2 separate regions of the Homo sapiens genome follow, and region 2 is linked to region 1. A link is a loop called in an ENCODE intact Hi-C map of the cell type or tissue named here. Cell type or tissue: endothelial cell of umbilical vein. All regions are shown on one strand. Each heading gives the region's core, and the rest is flanking DNA. Links, peaks and the distances in the headings are about the cores only.

Region 1 (10,389 bases), core at 1,323-9,322:
TTTTCTTTTTTATAAGGTGCAAAAATTTTCAAAATCATTGGGACTATCCAGGCTTTGAAATTTTGATACAAGTCTTCCTTGAAATCATCTGGGCTTAATGATTGATTTTGAGGAAGTGTCTTGATAAATTTTTCTTTTCCTGATAGAGAAATTAGCTTATTTAAATTTTTTACATATAGTAGGGCCTATTTGGGCAAATTATATTTCTGTAGGAAATTATCATTATATCTTTCAAATATATAACAGAGAGATTGTAGGATTTTTTAAATGCATCATATGTCATGTCAATGGTTACTTCCTCCTTGTCCTTTTATTATACATATACCTCAGTTAAGGTAGCTAGTAATTGGTCTCTCTTGAAAATTTTTTACCAAAAAATATTATTTTTATTTAGTAATTATGTGTTTCTCAATTTAGATAAATTGATAAAGCAAATATTGTTTATTTTTTGCTTTATTGTTCCTTTATTTTTTCTGTTTGTTTTTCTTATCTTGTTTAACATGAAAATTTCATTCATTTATAATTTGTATTTTTATTAATAAAAGGGTTTAGGGCTATAAAACTTTTTCTGGCTACATTCTTGAATGTATTACAGGTGTCCTGATATAGAATACCTCCATTATCCATGATTTTTATTAAAAAACACTTTTGGATTGTATTTTACCTTTAACCCAAGAGTTTAATTTAAAAAGGGAAAGAAAAATGATAGAAGTAGGCCAGGCACAGTGGCTCACACCTGGAATTCCAGCACTTTGGAAGCTGAGGCAAGAGGATACTTGAGCACAGGAGTTACAAACTGCCCTGGGCAACATAGTGAGACTCTGTTTCCACAAACCAGTTTTAAAAGTTAGCCAACTAATTTGGAAAGATGGCTTGAGCCTGAGAGGTCAAGGCTATAGTGAGCCATGACTGTGCCACTGCACTGCAGCCTAGAAGACAGAGTGAGACCCTATCTTAAAAAATCATAGAAGTAATAATATCATAATTATACACAATTAAACTACATTGCAAATACCAAAAATTTTACTTGTTTTAAATTTCTACACTAATCATGTACAGCTGTAACAGTTGTACAGTAAACAGCTGTATATAGCCTTCACTTCTCACTAGACATCTTATCAAAAAAGAACTTAAAATTTATGGGAAAACCTTGCACTTTGTGTTAGAAACTTAGTTTCTTGGCTTTCTTATTCCTATCTGATGGAGGGCAAAGAACTTCACTAGTTTGCAGGCTACGCAGAGACAAATTAGAAAAGAAACATAAAACAGAAATATTTTGTGTATAGCACATTGCCCAAAGATGAGATAAATTGGTCTAAAAATGATATGGTGCAATGGAGACATTTAAGAGCTTGTTAGCAATTCCTACAGGTCCCAAGAGGTTCAAACAGTTCAGAAACAGAACAGAACATGATTCAGTATATTTTCAGAGAATTCAAAAGTTTTTGTAAAGCTCACTCAGGAAATCTTCAGGGAAAAACAAACTTTGCTCCTCTTTTTATTTGGTAACTTTCTATATTCTCAGAATAAGCTTGAAAACCATTTTACGTTGGCTCCAATATCCCACAAATCTGGCAACAGTGACAGGAGTCATGTCATTCTGACAGTTGGACCTGACTAAACTAAGTTAGTGGCCACCAGTGTCTGTCAATTTTAATGATGGTAGGCAGATTTCCCAAAGTGGTAATCACTCTGAACGTGGTTTATTTTTTATTTTTTTAAAAATTAATTAATTAATCAATTAATTTTTGCCTGTTTTTGGCACTTCTAGCAAGTATTCTCTTAGTATTCTTTGTATTCCTACTCTTCCTCTTTGCAAATTGCCTATATGCAATCATCAAGTATTTTAATGATAATTCCTGTCTTTATTTCCGTTACTCTATTCTCTCCTTGTCAGTGACTTTCCTTCCAATATCACGCACTTACTCCATACAGACCGTTTCAAAACTTTTCCATTCTCCATTCCCTCCAGCTTCCCTTCAGTAATTGGTCAGTTAATAAGCCTTTCTGATCAAGTCACCATCTCTCACTGGAATTGTTGCAATAGTCTCTTGACTGGCCTTTCTGATTTTTGCCCTTGCCCTCTACAGTTTATTCCTAACAAGACAACTAGTGTGACAAAGCAATCAATCAATCAGTCAATATTGTCCTTCCTATGATGAAATGCTTCTATTCCAATGGCTTCTGTTGTCTCTAAGAGTTAAAGAGAAATTATTAAAATAGCTATTAATGCCCACATTCTAGTCCTTTAATATATTATATTAATATATTATATATTAAATGTTATATATATAATTAATTATATATAATATAATTATATGTATTATTTATATATTAATATAAATTAATATAATATAATTATATATTATATTAATATAATTATATATTAAATATATTATATTAAATATTAAATATATTATATTATATTGATTATATAATTATTATAAATTAATTATATATAATTATTATAAATTAATTATATATAATTATTATAAATTAATTATATATAATTATTATAAATTAATTATATATAATTATTATAAATTAATTATATATAATATAATTATATATATAAAGTCCTTATATATTAAATATTATATATTTATAATATTATATATATAATATTTATATTTCCCTCATCCTTTATAGCATTTCACACTACCTGTGGCTTCACTGGAGTTATTGCATTGAATTTGCTGCCTTTTACTTAAGTCAAACTTTTTGCTCACAGTGAAAGGAATAGAGAAAGATGTAGGGAGACCCCCTGAAACTATTGCTACAGAATAAAAGATGAAATGCTCCTAATTATTGTAAATACAAAATTGCATGCAGTATTGTGTAAAGACAATGCCAGGTTGGACTGCCAGAATGAGCCAACAGCGCGTGACGTGCTTCCCCCTGCAGAGAGCCTATGAATGGACGTGCGGTCAGGGAGGTTTCACATCACCAAGATTCCTATCCCAGAAAAGCAGATGTTCATAGCTCTAGGAATGGAATGCGACCCTTGTGGAGAGCCTATAAACGGATGCATGGGGCGGGGGGGTGCCTGTCCATATGGATAAGATAGGGCTATAAACGTCCTCATCTTGCCATGGCTCTTCTACACCTCTTTAGGGTTAAGGCATACTCCTTTCTGAGAATTTCTCGTCTAACCAGTTGTCTATCTTCACGTCCTATTTCCATGGATTGTTTGTAACCAGCTTTTGTTGCAACTGTTACTGCTGATTAATATCTTGCTAATCATAGGTTATGGAAAGATTGTGTTTCTGTTTTAAGGCTCTGTTAGAAATTACTAACACACACACTATATTGTAAATTCTTATCTCTGTATACTGTACTTCTCCATACAAATGTACTGTACTTCTATATACAAATGTTATGTTAAAGAATTACTTCATCCCCATGTGACCATCTCACCTCATAATCAAATGACCCTAAATCCCTCACTAACCTACCCCTGCCCTCACTAAACTTAATAATAAATGCTGGTATATCCAGTGCATTGTTGGCACCGTGGGACCAGAAGGTAGTGACCCCCCTGGACCCAGCTTTCACTATCTTGTGTGTGTCTATTATTTCTCAACCTGCCGATCCGCCTAAGAACAAAGAGAGAGCCCCGTTGCATTGCAGGCTGCTGGCCAGATCCCACAATACATACACAGATTCCAAAATGCATTCTTAACTCTTAAAAGATTTTGGTTACTTATCACTATTCTGTCTACTTTTCTGTAATTGAGAAAAGTATTTGTCAACTCATTTTTTCTCTCTGTGACAGCTCAGTCATTTACAAAGTTTTATTTTATACTTTACTCCTTCCTTCAATTTGTGCTAAAACATTGTGAAAATTAACATTTCTTTGGAACACAACTTTTTCATTATAAATTAAATACTGATATAATTGCAAAGTAAACAAATGAATTTCCATAAAGCTAATTTATCTTTATATTTTCCATACTTATTACTTCAAATTCTTGTTACATTTTCAATTTTGTTTGAAATATCATATGGTATTTTAAATTGAAATTTACTAATTATTTTTTAGCCAGTGGATAAAGAGAAATTAAAAATTTGAACAAATTAATTCAATTTTTACTTCACTTCTCATTTGAAGGTCTTCCCAGTAACCTACCAAAAGAAGTCTCTCTCTTTTTTTTTTTTTTTTTTAGCTTAGATTCTAATCTTCATTCTGCCTATTCTGGCTAAACTTCTCAACTCTGGCTATTTTTCAATTATACCCCAATCCCTAAGCCATGTAACTCTTCGAGGTTTTTGTTTGTTTTTTCAACTGCTCATTAAGACGTCCTACACCTTAGCAAAAAGATCACACATATTTCTTCAATGCTTTGGAGCCATAGTCATGTACTCAAAATTTATTTTATCTCTACTCCCACCCTTCCTCCACCCAAACTTATCCTTGGGTTTTCACTGATTAGTGCTTTCAAGCCTGCCTGCCTTAGTTCATGTAGCTCCTCCTCTGGTACTGGGATAAACACTTGTATTACCATTTTAAAGGCTATCATTACTCTTTACCTGTGAAGAGTAGAACATGAAGAAATCTACTTTATTCAGATATTCTCCAGATTCCTAAAGATTAGAGATCATTTCTCATTCTCCTAGGAGTACTCACTTCAGGAAGCAACCAGATAAAAGGTAAGGTACAAATACTCTTTCTAATTGTTTGTATTTTACAAATCTAATCTTATGAATATATTTGTCTTGACTAGAAGTTTGCAATCAAATTTAATTAGAATTAAGAATTTCTTTGGTTTCATCTCAGTAAAAAAAATTAGTGTAAATAGGGGGAGAAAAATAAGATTTTTTTGCCGCATTTTTTAGTTAACTTCTAAGATAAAAACTTTGAAATAACTCCCTACTTACTTCCTTTCTTAAGAGTTCCAAAGCCATTATATTCACATTTAAATCCTATTATTCGATAAATGTGTATGTGTAAATATTATATGTATGTGTGCATATATCTATGTATCAGATACATATATATGACATTGTACGCCAAGCCATGTTTCTGTTTGAAGACTGTATGTTTATGTATGGTTACAGGAATATTTTTACTTCATGTACTTTTTTAGAGCTGAATCATTTCCTTTCTATGAAAAAGCATGGTTAACACTTAAGAACAAGGCAGAAAGCATTTCCTTTAAATATTTAAACTACTTGTTCTAAAAATAATCTATTGAAGAATTATTTCTACCCCACCCAATCATTTAAACTAAGAAACAAGACTAACAATTTAGAGAGATTATTAATTATTTAATTTCTATTTGGAAAAGACTATCATAACTTTGATTCAATATTCTACTTGCATAGGAAATGATTACTATGCAAACTTGATTTTGATTTAATTAATGTAGGATTTTTAGATTTGAGCTACTCGATTCTGATACGATTCTTTGTTTTCATTTTCAAAGCCTTAGTATCCTCAATGCTTATCAAGTTTCATAATGAAACTTAGTAATGATAAATGTTTCATTTTATAAAGTTCATTTCAAATGTCTAAGGTTTTATCATCATCTCACTGTTTATCTTTAGAAATATCTCGAGTGTCATGTTGCTTGAAAAGAAGTTAAATAAGTATATATCAGATTTACTTTATGCAAATATTTCTTTCAGCCAAAAGTCTTTCTATCCTGGTCAAACTTACAATCATGACAATTATTTTCTTTGTATCTCAAAATTAAAAGTTTACTATTATATTACCAATAAAGATAGAGGCAACTAAATAAAGATACTTAATTAGTACCAGCTAGTTAGTTGAAAGAATGTGTCATAATAAATGCCCAGATTTTCTCAAAATCCAGAATGTCAAACCCTGTATTAGGATATGGAAGTTAAGATCTCAGAGATATGATTTCTTTGTGCTTATTTTTTTCTATCAAAACTAGTTTATAGTTGTAATTATTTTCTTTTCTTTCAGAAATATGATTAATGAGGTAGAAAAAAGAACGGTAGTTTAGAAATATCTCAGGCAGCTCCGACCAATAGAACCTTCTGTGATGAGGAAAACACTCTAAATCTGTCCAATTGGGTTACCATTAGCTACATGTGGCAATGGGACATCTGAAATGTGATACAGCACTTGAGAAACTAAATTTGCAATTTTATGTAATATTAATTAATTTAAATTTATACATGGCATGTGTTAGTGGCTACATTAAACAGTTTATGTCTAAGTTATTAAAATTATTAAATCTTTTCATTTACAAATACTTTTGATTTGAAGAAAAGTGGCTTTACAAATAAAGATCAGCAGATGAGTGCTAATTAGGAATGACTGTTGTCCTAATATGTACCCTTTTCTACCATCATAAAAAATCAACAAAGTCCTATTTTTCACATGGCACAGGATGTCATCTTTATACAATCCAAGAAAAACAATGGTTTAGATTGTTCTAAAAAGATAAGCAATAACTAATTATACATATGAATTAAATAAGTAAATTATTAATTTTATATATATATATTTTTTGAGACAGAGTTTCTCTCTTGTTGCTCAGGCTGCGGTGCAATGGCTCAATCTCGGCTCTCCACAACCTCTGCCTCCTGGGTTCAAACTATTCTCCTACCTCCGCCTCCCGAGTAGCTGGGATTACAGGCATGCACCACCATGCCTGGCTAATGTTGTATTTTGAGTAGAGACGGGGTTTATCCATGTTGGTCAGGCTGGTCTTGAACTCCAGACCTCAGGTGATCTGCCAGCCTCGGCCTCCCAAAGTGCTGGGATTATAGGTGTGAGCCACCGTGCCCGGCCAATGTATATTCTTTACAAGCAAAAAAATAAGGAAATACTGAGGTGAAAAGAAAAAAGATGCTATTGAAATTTCATACTTAAATTCAAATCCATCAGGGAATAGTCTATGGGGAGAATGAAGCTTCAAGAGTTGAAAGAGTATGAATCAGAAATGATTTAGAAAAAGGATATTCCAGGCGTAATGTGTATCTTTTTACAGAAAGGTAGATGTATGTTTAGTTGACAAATTACATTTTCCTAAGAAGACAGTGGATTTATCTGAGTAGTAACAAAAGGAGGAAATAAAACAGTTGAGGATTTTAGAAATTGATTCTTCATCCTATTCTGATTTCTGAGTCTTCAGGTGATTCTTTCAAATATATATTAGAAAATTAAAAGGACTTTTAAACCTGGTTGTTTTGAAGTCTCTCAGAGCTGTAGAGATGTATTCAGATAAATGTTTTTCCATGAGTGCTACTCTGATCCAGGCTCTACCCTAAAAGGAAGAAGAAAGAATCAAATATAAAAAAAATTAAAAAAATATTTTGCCACTGTGCCATCAAAAATATTTTAATATGTAAAGAACAGCCATTCAAAATATACATTTGATAACGACTAAGAAAAATGTTTAAGTAGATAAAAATAGGTAAATTTTGATTATCTAGAGTATATATTTTGTTTCTCTGAATATGTAGGGTACAGCATGTCAAACTAACTTTCTATCCTCTGAAGGGACAGAACGTTAATACTGAGTTACTTGGGTTAGAGACTTCTTTTGAATTACATGATGTAATTATATAAGATATAACTCTCTACTTCAATACCGCAAATCAACAAACTAATTAAAATGAGCCCTCTCATAAATCATGAAAAACAGAGTTCTCTCTCATTAATGAAAATAATCAGTCTAACATCACTTATTTAAGAAAATTTTCAATCCTATCCTTTCAGTGGGAGGTTTTATACAACTAGTAATAAAATCCAAATTTCATTATATATAATGAATCCAAATCATGAGCTATTGAATTTGGGTGTCCCCAGAGAATTCTAAAAGCTATTACCAAATATTTAAACTAGAAAAACAAACAACAACAACAAAAAACAGAAGCCAGCATATTCTAGCACAGAATCACAGAAACAGACAATTCTTACTAAAAGTAATTAATTTTCTTACGGACTTTCTATTTAGAACTAAAGAATATAAGAGATCATATTTGTAGTAAGAACTTCATAAATCAATTATTTTCATTTTCACTCAACTCTTTCACAAATCTCTAAAAAACTTCATGAAGACTAAATACATAGAAAATTGAAACACTGCAATGGCAGTATAAAGGTGACACTAATCAATATATATGATTGTCAACTACCAGAAAGGGAAAAAACATACTCTAGAAATGTCTGCAAGTCTAGTGAATTCACCAAACTATGGGATAGGAAAGGTCACAAAGGAGTCAATATAGGCAGTAGTTAAAACCTGTCAGGCTAGAAGCAGCAGTACTACTGGGAAGAAAATGAATGATAAGGGTATGGTTAGCATGCGAGTCAATTTACCTACCAAGCTCAACATCCCTTTTAGCTTGCCCTGTGCTCAGTCCATTGTTCCTTCTGAGTAAGCCTAGGGGAACCTGCAGTTAGCTGTAGCTGATTGGAACAGAGGAAGGAAGAGGCAAGCTACTGGCTGGCCAGTAGTCTCAAAATTCTCTCTTGAAATTTCATCTAAAAGACACAGAAACTAGTAGCGGTGTCTTGAATCAAAAGGCTACAATTTCACCAATGAAGTCAAGAAAGTTGCTCTCCAGAGACAATTCAGCACAGGAGACTATGCTGTTACTAGATAAGAAATGTAGGGAAAATCTTGCTTCCTGATTTATTAATTTCAATCCATACAAAACTGGGCTGCATTTAGTTTCCTGTATTTGAATGTGTATGGAATCCTGTTATATTATAAGGATAAGTTGTGCTAATTTTAATGGTTTCTTTTCTTTAACAAAGGAACTTTTAATAGAACAGAAGACAAACAGACTTATAAAGATTGTTTGGGCCAAGAAGTAGAACAACTTAAAAACTAGATTAAGGAATTTAGATGTTTTCAGTTGATAAGGGTGATCCATAAAATGAAGGTTTATGAAAAAATAAGTAAAAGTAATCAAGATTTAAAAATGTAATTAATATGTGCTAAGCCCTGTTTTAGAGCTTTATATACATTAAGAAGATAAGTAATCCTCCCAATAATTGTGTGAGTTAGGTTACAATACTATCCCTACTTTATGCACAAATGAAAAACAGACACAATTAGAAGAGAAGAAATTCATTTTACCACCACCAAACTGACCAGCCTAATTATGTTAATACCTATACACTCCACCTTCTTTCCTGTTTCAGGGAATGAGCTGTCAGCATTTAAGAGAGTTTAAAAAAAGAAAAAAAAGCACAGAGTGGGAAAATTAAAATTAAATTATAAATATCTGACAGACAACTCTTATCCATAAAATACAATTAACTCTTAAAAACCCATAAGAAGAAAACAATTTAAAAATGGGCTTGCAATGGGATGATTTTTAACTATAGATTACATTTCTTTAGCAAAAATATCACATATCCAGATATTTCCATCCTTTTCGTGTTAGTTTTGGTGAGTAATTTTTTAAAAGAAATTTCCCATTTCTTCTAAATTTTCAAATTTATATAATAGATGTGAAGTTATTCATAATATCCTCTTTTAGGATTTTTAATGTCTGTGAGATATACACACTTGGCCTCTTCTTCATTCCTCATATCGGTAATTTATATTATCTTTTGATCTTCTTGAATAGTCTTGCTAGAAGCTTATCAACTGCATTAATCTTTTTAAAAACACTTTTAGTTTGGTTGATTTTCTTATATATTTGTTTCAATTTTATTGAATTTTTACTGTTATTTCTTTCCTTCTACTTTGACTTTAATGTATTTCTTTTTTCATAGCTTCTTGAGATGAAAGTTTTGGTAACCAATTTCCAGCCTCTATTCTTTTTTAAAATACACAAAAGCCTATTTAAGCCTATTCCTCTAAGCACAAGTTTTTATATGTTATATTTTCATTATCAGTACTTTCCAAATATTTTTCAATTTCAATTGTGATTTATTTTTTCATCCATGGGTTATTTAGAAGTTCTCCTCAGTTTCACTCATATAAACATTTTCTAGTCATTTTTCCATATTTTTGATTCTAGCTTAATTCCACTGTGGTTAGAGAACATACTTTACACAATTTCAATCCTCTGCAATTCACTGAGATAAACTATGGCTCAGAAAATGGTCAATTTAATATAACTCCACTGGGTGTATGATAAGAATGTATATTTTGCAGTATTTATTTTATTTTATTTTATTTATTTATTTTATTTTATTTTATGACAGGGTCTTGCTCTATCACCCAGGCTGGAGTGCAGTGGTGCGATCTAAGCTCACTGCAACCTCTGCCTCACAAGCTCAAGTGACCCTCCCACCTCAGCCTCCTGAGTAGCTGGGGCTACAGGTGCGTGCCACCACACCTGGCTAATTTTTGTATTTTTTGTGGAGACTGGGTTTCGCCATGTTGCCCAGAATGGTCTTGAAATCCTGAGCTCAAGTGATCTGCTCACCTTGGTCTCCCAAAGTGCTGG
Region 2 (10,389 bases), core at 1,349-9,348, 66 kb after region 1:
TTAAGTGAAAATATCTGATGATCAAGTTTGCTTTAGGAAGACCAGATAATGGGATTAATGTGATAAAGTTAGTACTTATTGTTACTAAGATTTATACTATATAATACTTCTTGAATTTTAGCAACTATATTTTATAGATCTTTTTAATTTAAAGAATCTAAAATTCAGAGAGTATAGCTTCCAAGTTCCCCTTTAAATTGTTGAGAATTATATTTCTAATGTAAGTATACTTTTTGATTTAAGAAAATCAAAGACAAGCATGTCTCTTACATACCTCTTTTTTAACCTACTACCTGCTAAAACATTTACAAAGATACCTAAGTTTAAGAAAGTAGATGCTAAACAAATAAACATAATGCCTGGAATGCTTCTCTGTAAATTGATTAAAACACCATCTAGTAACCTTTGGGATGCGCTTCCTTTCAATTTAAGCTTTTATTTTAATTACTTATGGAAAGTCACTTTTCTCCTTGTATGTGGCAATTAACACAACATTTTCAATGCATCCCAGAAATAGGTGTAAATCTGAGAACAGAGGCTCTTTCGTAGTCACACAGGCCAAAAGATTTGACATTTCACATTATAGAATGTTGGCTATCTAAGTCACACAGACTGTATGATTTCTAAAATTTCAAGCTTATTATAAAGACAGCTGGTGGGAAAATAAATAGTACATTAGTGCTTTTACCTTTTAGCCGGTGGCTTAAAATCTGTTCCAAAATAGCTGCAAAATTGTTAAATTCAGGAGAAGAATCATCAATTGTCTCAAAGCAAGACCGATCAATCAGGGTCTTCACAGAAAACCTATGAAAAAAAGATTATTGTTGCTTTTAGGCAGAGTTGATTCATTCCCTAAGTATGAAAAAAATGGGAGGAAGGCAATTTGGGGAAGAGTTGTAAAAATATTTTACAAGAGTATAACATCTGAAAAACCCCATTTATTCAAATTTACTCTGTAAATGGAAATTTTTACAGAAAGGAGTCTTTTTATTGATATATTTCCTATTTCCTCTGGTCAGAATGTTTGTGTACTCCCAAAATTCATATGTTGATACCTAATCTCCAAAGCAATAGTATTAAGGGTGGGTGCCTTTGGGAGGTGATTGGATAATGAGGGCAGAGCTTTCATGTACAGAATTAGTACTCTTATAAAAGAGGCCTGAGGGAGCTTGTTTGCCTCTTCTGCCATGTAAAGACACACAGAAGGTGTCATCTATGAGGAATGGGCTCTCACCAGACACCCAATCTGATGGTGCCCCGATCTCAGCCTTCCCAGCCTGCAGAACTGTGAGCAATAAATTTCTGTTGTTTATAAATTACCTGGTTTAAGACAATTTGTTAAAGCAGCCTGAAAGGACTAAGAAAGTATCTACTGAAAAAACTAAGACTCAGAAATAGCTAATTGTCCCCATTAAAATCAAAATGTGACCTAACTAAATTAACTCCAAAATACTCAAAAACAGTAATACTACTTGTAAGAAATTTGAGCTGCAGACTCAAATGCTTTTGAGAGTTTCTGAGCACAAAATAGAATAAAATAGGACGTGAGCATTAATGAGAAGAATACGTCTGTATTAGTCTGTTTTCACACTGCTAATAAAGACTTACCCGTGACTGAGTAATTTATAAAGGAAAGAGATTTAATTGACTCACTGTTCTACATGGCTGGGAAGGCCTCACAATTATGGCAGAAGATGAAGGAAGAGTAAAGGGTTGTCTTACATGGCAGCACGCAAGAGAGCATGTGTAGGGGAACTCTCCTTTATAAAACTATCAAATCTTGTGAGACTTATTCACTACTACAAGAACAGCATGGGAAAGGCCCGCTGCCATGATTCAATTACCTACCACTGAGTCCCTCCCACAACACATAGGAATTATGGGAGCTACAATTCAAGATGAGATTTGGATGGGGTCACAGACAAACCATTTCAACATCCAAAATTTTTATGAGCTTATAAATAGCAAAACCTGCAAATCTGTAAAGTGTACTATATTTTTCCTTATCAGAATGTCCTTTGTCTCTATTTTTGACTGTCAAAAATCAATGTATTTTCCAAGTCTCAACTCAAATGTCATCTTCTCAATGGAGAATTATCCACCTGCATATTCCTAGCACAAACAAACATTTTATTTGCATTTATTTCCCTTAAGAGAAAATTACAATTTATCTTACTGCTACCATTTGTGTTTTCAATCTTCATCTTATTAGGACACAATTCCTTCAGGCAGAACCACGCTTTCTGAACTATGTATCTCCCTCAGCACCTAGGACAATGCTTTGAACGTTGTACCCAGTAGGTACCTGTTGATTTATTTGTAAGCTCTATTTTGAAAGAATGGTAAATAAATGTTTAAACGTCCTATCATGGCAAGACCCAACATATAGTTTATGGGTTTTAACATGTGTAGATTCATATAACCACTATCAAAATCAGGATACAAAACAGTCCTGTCACCTCAAACAACTCCCTCATGCTCTTTATAGTAATATCCTATAAAGGATGGTATATGAGTGCCTAAGACAGTGGGGAATCAAGAAGATAAGGGGAGCTGTTAAAGAATTAGAAATAAAAACTATAAAGGAGATAAAAGAGTACAAGCTTTTTTTAAGGTTTTACTCTTGATAGTTATGCTATTCAATCCGGACAGAAAATACAGGAGACAGGCATAAAGGGAAATATAGAAAGATTTGTTTATATAGGTTATATCTAGTATTCACCATATTAGAAATTGAACTAAAAGATTTTAAATATAGGCAGTCCTCACTTAGCACAGCAGTACAGGACCATAACAGTAACTCTGCAAGTTGAAACCATGCAAAATAATCTTTATAATTAAGTAAAAATTATAATTTTCCTGTGACCTTTATAAATTTTTGTCAAAACATTAAAAACTTTCTTACAACCAGTTATATCGGGAAATAAAAAATACTAAAACATTTATTTAGTACACTTTAAAACATTAGAAACACTGAGAATTCAAGTGTTTTACTTCTCTGTAAGAAACTTATGAAGAGTAATCTGAACAGTGCTTGCCTCATTCTTCTCATTTATACAACTTAAGATATAGTGTAAGCCTCTTTTTTTTTTTGTCTTTTGGCAAACTGCCATATTTCTTGAACTAGCTTCCAATATGTTTTCCTTTACACTTTCAATGCTGTGAAATACCTCTGAGAAGCCCTTTAATGTGAAGTGTTCTGTCAGTGTCACTTCCTCTGGGACATTTTCATCCTTTCTGTTGCAACCACTTTCCTCATTTTTATATGAACATTTGCCTCCACTAAGTTCCTTTGGCTGCATATCTAGATTCTCTTAAACAGGAGAAATGTGCACATTCCCATGATCAATGATTTCTTCTGTAACTCCCTTTATATTCATGCAAATCTCACTTTGAGCATTATCATTTTCCATTTCTTTCTTTCTTTTTTTTTTTTTTTTTGAGACAGAGTCTCGCTCTGTCACCCAGGCTGGAGTGCAATGGTGTGATCTTGGCTCACTGTAAGCTATGCCACCCCGGTTCACGCCATTCTCCTGCCTCAGCCTCCTGAGTAGCTGGGACTACAGGCGCCCACCACCAAGCCCGGCTAATTTTTTGTATTTTTTAGTAGAGGCGGGGTTTCACCATGTTAGCCAGGATGGTCTCGATTTCTTGACCTCATGATCCACCTGCCTTGGCCTCCCAAAGTGTTGGGATTACAGGCATGAGCCACCGTGCCTGGCCTATCATTTTCCATTTCTTTTCTGTACTTTCATCTCTGCAAGTTGGCCAATTTACTCTTTTTGATTATCCATTTTCAGATGCATAGGGACAAATCCTAGACAGACTTTGAAAGAAGTGATATTATTGGTGTCTGATCATGATGTGTATTTGTTAGTTATGTAATGGTTTGTGGACTAAAGAGCTAGTGGCAAAATGTGTATTTTATGCAACTACTCACAACTGAATTACAATGGTAATTCAAATTGAAACCACGTTATTGTAGGACTGATGTTACTTAACTAAATTATGAAATACTGGAACCATGCAAAGTAAGAACTGCCTGCATTTATTTACTAATTATAAACAAAATAAATTCATTACATGTTGCATAAAAATATATTTTTATGAAACTTATATTTTCCAAAAGAAAAATGTAGCAATGTTTACATGTTTGCAAATATCTTTAATGTGTTTAATAGAAGACAATTAGATTATATTACTGCTTTTGCATTCAAGCTATTATAATAGCACACATTATGTAGCTTCTGGAAAACTCCAGCATACACTTCTTAGAAAATGGGAATTTTTAATAAAAAAGACAAAGAAAATGACAATAACAACAACAAAAGAGAATGGAAATTTTAAAAGGCAAATAATGTCTTAGAATACTTAAGAAAATAATTTTGACTTTGTGGACCTCTGAAAGCATCTGGGTCCAGAAGTACACTTTCAGAAATGCCACCCTATGGCATTCTTGTTGTGTAATGAAATAACTCTCCTATGAAACGAGAATGATACAAATTACATACCATTACATATATATGGGATAATGGAAAATATAATCACTCAAATAATTTTCAGTCTTCTTTGGTTCAGATGAACCCTGATTGAGGAATGCTGAGATAGATTAATGTTCAACTACATAGTATTATCTACAACAGCAACTGGAGCTCAATGGAATAAATTATCATGCAATAACGGGAAATAACATATAGGAAGTAACACTGATAAAGTTAGTTTCTTGTACCTAACGGATAGTCAAGTTAGACAAATGCCAGATGTAATGCATAGTAAATGGATAGAAACAAAAAGATAAAGAGAAAACAGATTTAAAAGGGACTTGAAAACTTTTATTTCCTACGTCCATCTCAGTGACAATACACAAGAATAATGCTGCCAATCCCTGGCAAACTTTTAATAAGAAATAATAAGTACAGTGTGTAGGAAAAGGAAATGAGAAATGTTTCTAAAATGAATAAATAAAAAGCACACAATCTCCACCTCCACCTCCACCTTTGACCTGAATAGAAGGAAATTTCTGAATGTATTTCTCTAATCTTCATTCAGTAGAATGGAATAAGAAAGCTAACTCTGCATCCACACTGCTCAAGGAAGGAATAATCTACTGCTTGTAAAAATTATGCCATTTAAGATAGTAATGCATCTCCATAAAATACACCAAAACTTATATTTGAAAACAAAATTAACAAAGTGCTTAATTCATCAAAAATAAAAATCTAGGTTAGAACTCAATTTCCACCTTTAACAGTCTGATAAGATTTTAGTCACTATGTTCTCCAGGAATAACACTAGATTACTTAACAAACTATTTACTTTGTAAAATGTAGTGGGAAGAAAAAGCCATGGCTATTAGTGCATATATTTTCATATCATCAAGAGACCTATATGGATCAATCAGTAGTCAACAAAATGCACAAATATTTTTCTACATTACTCATAGGTTACGTTCCTACAGAAGATACTATCTGTGTCATAAAAACATAAAATGTCAAATATCAGAGCACTAAATTACTTTAAACTCAACAGCTAACTAAAAACTAAAACAAAAGCGAAGTCCAAATATCCCAAAGCATATCCTTAGACACAATTTCTATGATTTTCAAGCATAAAGACATTTAAGGGTGAGAAAGCATTACAAAAATTTCTATTATATCAAAGTCAGTAATGAAGAAAAATAATGTTCTCCAGCTTTGCTTCATCATTCATATCCTGCTCTCCTCCCTCCAACACAACCCAAAATTTCAGAAGGCAAATCAATCCCTTAGAGTCTATGCTTCACTTTCAGCTAACCGATTCTTCCCACTCAATACTCACTTCTCTAAAATCATATAGCTAGTCATGAGTATATGCCAGAGTAATGAGAATCTGTCCTTCATAACACAGTAACTAAGATGTGCTATAAAAATCAAACCTGTAGAAAGAATTTTAATATATCTAAGAAATATCACACAGATGCTGAGCTATTTCCTGATAATGATGACATTAATATTAGTCATCTGTTTCCTAAAAAGGAATGATTTTTAAATAATGAAATGACAATTTGATGAATGTCTAAAAATATCAAATCAAGTCTAAGTAACAGCTTTTACATAAAAATTAAAAATCAAAAGTTTATATAAAAGAGACTTATAATTAAGATTTTGAAATGCAGTTTTTGAAATGTCTCTATTTAAAAAGATTCTCTTTCCCACCTTCAAAGTCCAAGGAAATTTTTGTTAGCTTAGAAATGAGAAACAATGGGCCAGGCGTGGTGGCTCAACCCTGTAATACCTGCACTTTGGGAGGCTGAGGCAGGTGGACAACCTGAGGTCAGGAGTTCAAGACCTGCCTGGCCAACATGATGAAACCCCATCTCTACTAAAAATACAAAAAATTAGCTGGTTGTGGTGGCACATGCCTGTAATCCCAGCTACTCAAGAGGCTGAGGTAGGAGAATCGCTTGAACCCAGGAGGTCGAGGTTGCAGTGATCCGAGATCGTGCCACTGCACTCCGGCCTGAGCAACAAGAGCAAAACTCTGTCTCAAAAAAAAAAAAAAAAAAGAAAGAAAGCATGATTGTGACTAAAACCTTAAAACTTAAGAAAGCATGGACTACCTTTTTCCCTTTGTCATCATAGCAAGAGAAATGAGATGGTTACCAAAACTGTTTAAAACATATTAATTACATCCATATTACATTAATTCCTTCCATAGTTCATAGATTTGTAACATAATTATAATTAAAAATAACTTAAAAATTTTAAATGTGAGGACAAATCAAAAATAATTTTCTTTAATGTCTATAGTTTTTATTAGAAATTATTTTTATAGTGAAAATTCATCTTTAATATTTAATGTTCTGCATTAATATATATATATCCATATATACACAGAGAGAATAAGTAGTAAAAAAAATTATATTCCTATCCCTTTACAACAAGCATATATTATTTGGCCATTTATCCAATATGCTTCAGGAAAAAAAATGTTCAAATAAAATAGATCTTCTTATCTATACCATGTTATATCCCTTTATATGGAATGATATCTGAAGATAACTAATGTACATGAAAACATCTAGAATCATCACATTTCAAAACTTAAAAGGGCTCACAAAGGTTAAAGTCATTAATAAGAGTGATGTTTTTAATAGAACGTAAGTATCCAAAATATGAGACAGAGAACTCTCCACTATTTCAAACCAAATTTACAATATTCCTTATTATATGTCATTGCTGTTAGTAGTCTCTAACACAGGGGTGAGGTAATTATCCTCTGCCATTAAAATAACAGTCAGCATCAATGATCAACAAGGAGATGGCTTCCAAGAGACATGACACAATCCACACCAAACATAATATAAGCAGTGACTATAGGTGATAATAAGCACAATACCCAGAGATATCTGTTCACTGGAAGGCCTATTTTCTCTCTTATATTTTACATCAGAAACACAGAGAATTTTTCAGAATCAACAATTTGCAGGTCTGGGCACGGTGGCTCACGCCTGTAATCCCAACACTTTGGGAGGCCAAGGCGGGTGGATCACCTGAGGTCAGGAGTTTGAGACCAGCCTGGCCAACATGGTGAAACTCCATCTCTACTAAAAATATAAAAATTATCCAGGTATGGTGGCACACACTTGTAGTCCCAGCTACTCAGGAGGCTGAGGCAGGCGAATCACTTGAACCTGGGAGGAACAGGTTGCAGTGAGCCGAGATGGTGCCAGTGCACTCCAGCCTGGGTGAAAGAGCGGAAACAAACAAAAAAAGTAATTTCCCTTCTTTCTTCAAATATTATGCAACTTGCGAATTCTTGGCCGGGCGTGGTGGCTCACGCCTGTAATCCTAGCACTTTGGGAGGCTGAGGCAGGCAGATTGCCTGAGCTCAGGAGTTCGAGACTAGCCTGGGCAATATGGTGAAACCCTGTCTCTACTAAAATACAAAAAAAAAAAATCAGCTGAGCATGGCGGCATGCACCTGCAGTCCCAGCTACTCAGGAGGCTGAGGCAGGAAAATTGCTTGAACCTGGGAGGCAGAAGTTGCAGTAAGCCCAGATCATGCCACTGCACTCCAGCCTGGCAACAGAGCCAGACTCCCTGCCCCGCACCCACACACCCAAAAAAGAATTCTCAAACATCATGTGTATTTTCCTCTTTCTTTTCTAATATAATTTTAATCTATTTAAAATATTTTATAATGAGAAAAAATACCTTTCACATATCCTTTAAGCAGGGGTCTACAGACTGTTGTCCACAGGCCTAATACAACTAGTTAAATGTTTTTGTAAATAAACTTTTATTGGAACCAAAAAAAGTCCCAACCATCTTCCCTGAAATTTGTACCCTGAAACATGAAACTCTCTTCGTGATATTTTATTATCTCAAAAAATTTTACGCAATGTAAAAATCAACTTAAAAATAAAGGAAGAAAGCAGGGCCAGGTGTGGTGGCTCACACCTGTAATCCCAACACTTTGCAAAGCTGAAGCCACAGGATGGCTTGAGGTCAGGAGTTTGAGCAACAAAGCAAGAGCCCATCTCTATAAGGAAATGTAAAAATTAGTCAGGCATGGTGGAAAGAGGCTGTTATTTTAAGCAACTCAGAAGGCTGAGGCAAGAGGACAACTTGAGCCCAGGAATTCAAGGTTACAGTGGGCTATGGTCATGCGTCTACACTCCAGCCTGTGTAACAGAGCAAGACCCTGTCTCTAAAAAGGAAAATTTTAAAAATTAAATAAAGAGACAGATGTGTATTTAAAATATTTTCTCAATCTGTACTGTCAAAATTTATTTTAAAAGAGAATTGTTAATCTAGACACTTAAGAATGGAAATACTATATTATTAACATCTTGTATTGCTATATAAGCAGACTGATGACAGCAGATTGCCAAACATAAAAAATAACGTTAGAAGCACACTCTTAAAATAAAAAAGACAGTTTGCTGAGAATGATGGTTTCCAGCTTCATGCACATGTACCCTAGAACTTCAAGTATAATAAAATATATATGTTAAATAAATAAATAAATAAGGCAAAACTTTCCAAAAAGATTCATCTAAAATTAGTAAGCCATCAAACCAAGAAAACTTCCTATCTTAAAATACATTGGTTTAATCTCATATGAAAGAACTCCCAATTAAAATTATTTTAATAAAGAACACTTTATATACTTGGATCACATATCCCTTGGGAATCCAATTATTCTTTATCCAAGAACAAATGAAAATATTCAAATAGAATACTTTAACATAGTGAGCTTCCTAGTAAGCTAGACATTAAAAGCAGCAATAGAACAACGTGAAGAACAGAAAAAAACCATAACATATAGTCTTCATGGTTTATCAACACTAGAATGCTACGAAAATGAAAGGTCCCAGTTTCTGTCTATGCAAACACACACATCAGCTGACTTGTATCACAGACAATCAAGACAGCACAGTTTTAAAAATATATATATATGTTTTGAAACCAGATATATTTGGGTTTGAATTCTGGCAATGTTAGCCTTAACTATAAAATAAATCTAATTTAAATAAAAATTATTATAATTAAAATTTCCATTATTAGTGATGAAGGCTGAATCTAATATTTTTCCTGCAAAAAGCATATCGTCCACGTATAAATTAAATATATTTTCTTATCATGTTAAGATACAGATGTTTTGTGATTGATTTATGAAAATTTTAAATTGTTATTAATATTAATTTTGAGATTAGACCTGAAATATAACAGAAGATTTGGTTCTGTAAATACTAAGATTTAAAAATCACAAAATCTAATGTTAAATATGAATCTTTGGAGGATATTGTTTTCCTAACCTCTTCTAAAGACAATCACCATCACTGGAGATAACAGACAATAAATCATTTTACTTAGCTAAAACAACAAAATGTGGGCATCATATCCACTTTCTTTCTTTCATAAAATATTTTCAAAACAATATGTATTTTGGAGGATTTGTTTTTGAATATGCAATCTAGTGTCAGAGTAAAAGAGGAAGGCAGGGAAGAAGAGCTCTTTCATTTAGTGCACATTCACAGCTGTCGGCCAGCTTTTGGTAAACAGTAGTTACTGTGATTGTTTACTGTCGCCCCCAAATCAGTGCATTTTGTTGTTTTGGCTTGCTGGAGGAAGGGTGCTAGAAAATATACCAAATCCAAGTTGAAAACCCTGAAAGGCCAGGAGCAAACTGTAGGTTGTTCAAGACTAACCATGGTTAAAACCTAGTCTGGATTCAGCACAGTCCCTGATTGGATGAAAGCAATCAGCTGCTACTCAATCTTATGGAGGAAGATGAACACTAGTAAAGCAAAGTGGTCATTAACCTACACTATTGGCCATGGGTACTAGTAAACTGTTGGCGATATCTTTCTAAAATTAAGTGGTGCATTCCATCTGTTTACTC

Evidence for each region. A loop is a pair of places that touch in the nucleus more often than their neighbours do. Peaks named below come from ENCODE experiments on the same cell type or tissue, not always from the same donor. Only the 100,000 strongest peaks of a DNase experiment are listed, where the experiment ranks them.
Region 2: it touches region 1 in a loop (5-fold over the local background); 1 of 110 quality-filtered maps calls a loop at or near these places.

What each region holds. Positions count from the first base shown.
Region 1 is chr7:87,707,422-87,717,810 of GRCh38, reverse strand. It overlaps RUNDC3B (RUN domain containing 3B), which reads right to left. Exons shown (of 11, transcript NM_001134405.2): 4 at 7,156-7,241. It also overlaps a transcript of ABCB1 not described here. Among named protein-coding and RNA genes, the nearest start is that of RUNDC3B, 84 kb to the right of the region's middle. In endothelial cell of umbilical vein, for the core only: no CTCF peak of the experiment used is centred there; DNase peaks (open chromatin) are centred at 4,550 and 4,980; H3K27ac peaks cover 1,945 bases.
Region 2 is chr7:87,641,237-87,651,625 of GRCh38, reverse strand. RUNDC3B (RUN domain containing 3B) reads right to left here. Exons shown (of 11, transcript NM_001134405.2): 2 at 689-804. It also overlaps a transcript of ABCB1 not described here. Among named protein-coding and RNA genes, the nearest start is that of RUNDC3B, 18 kb to the right of the region's middle. In endothelial cell of umbilical vein, for the core only: no CTCF peak of the experiment used is centred there; no DNase peak of the experiment used is centred there; H3K27ac peaks cover 1,209 bases.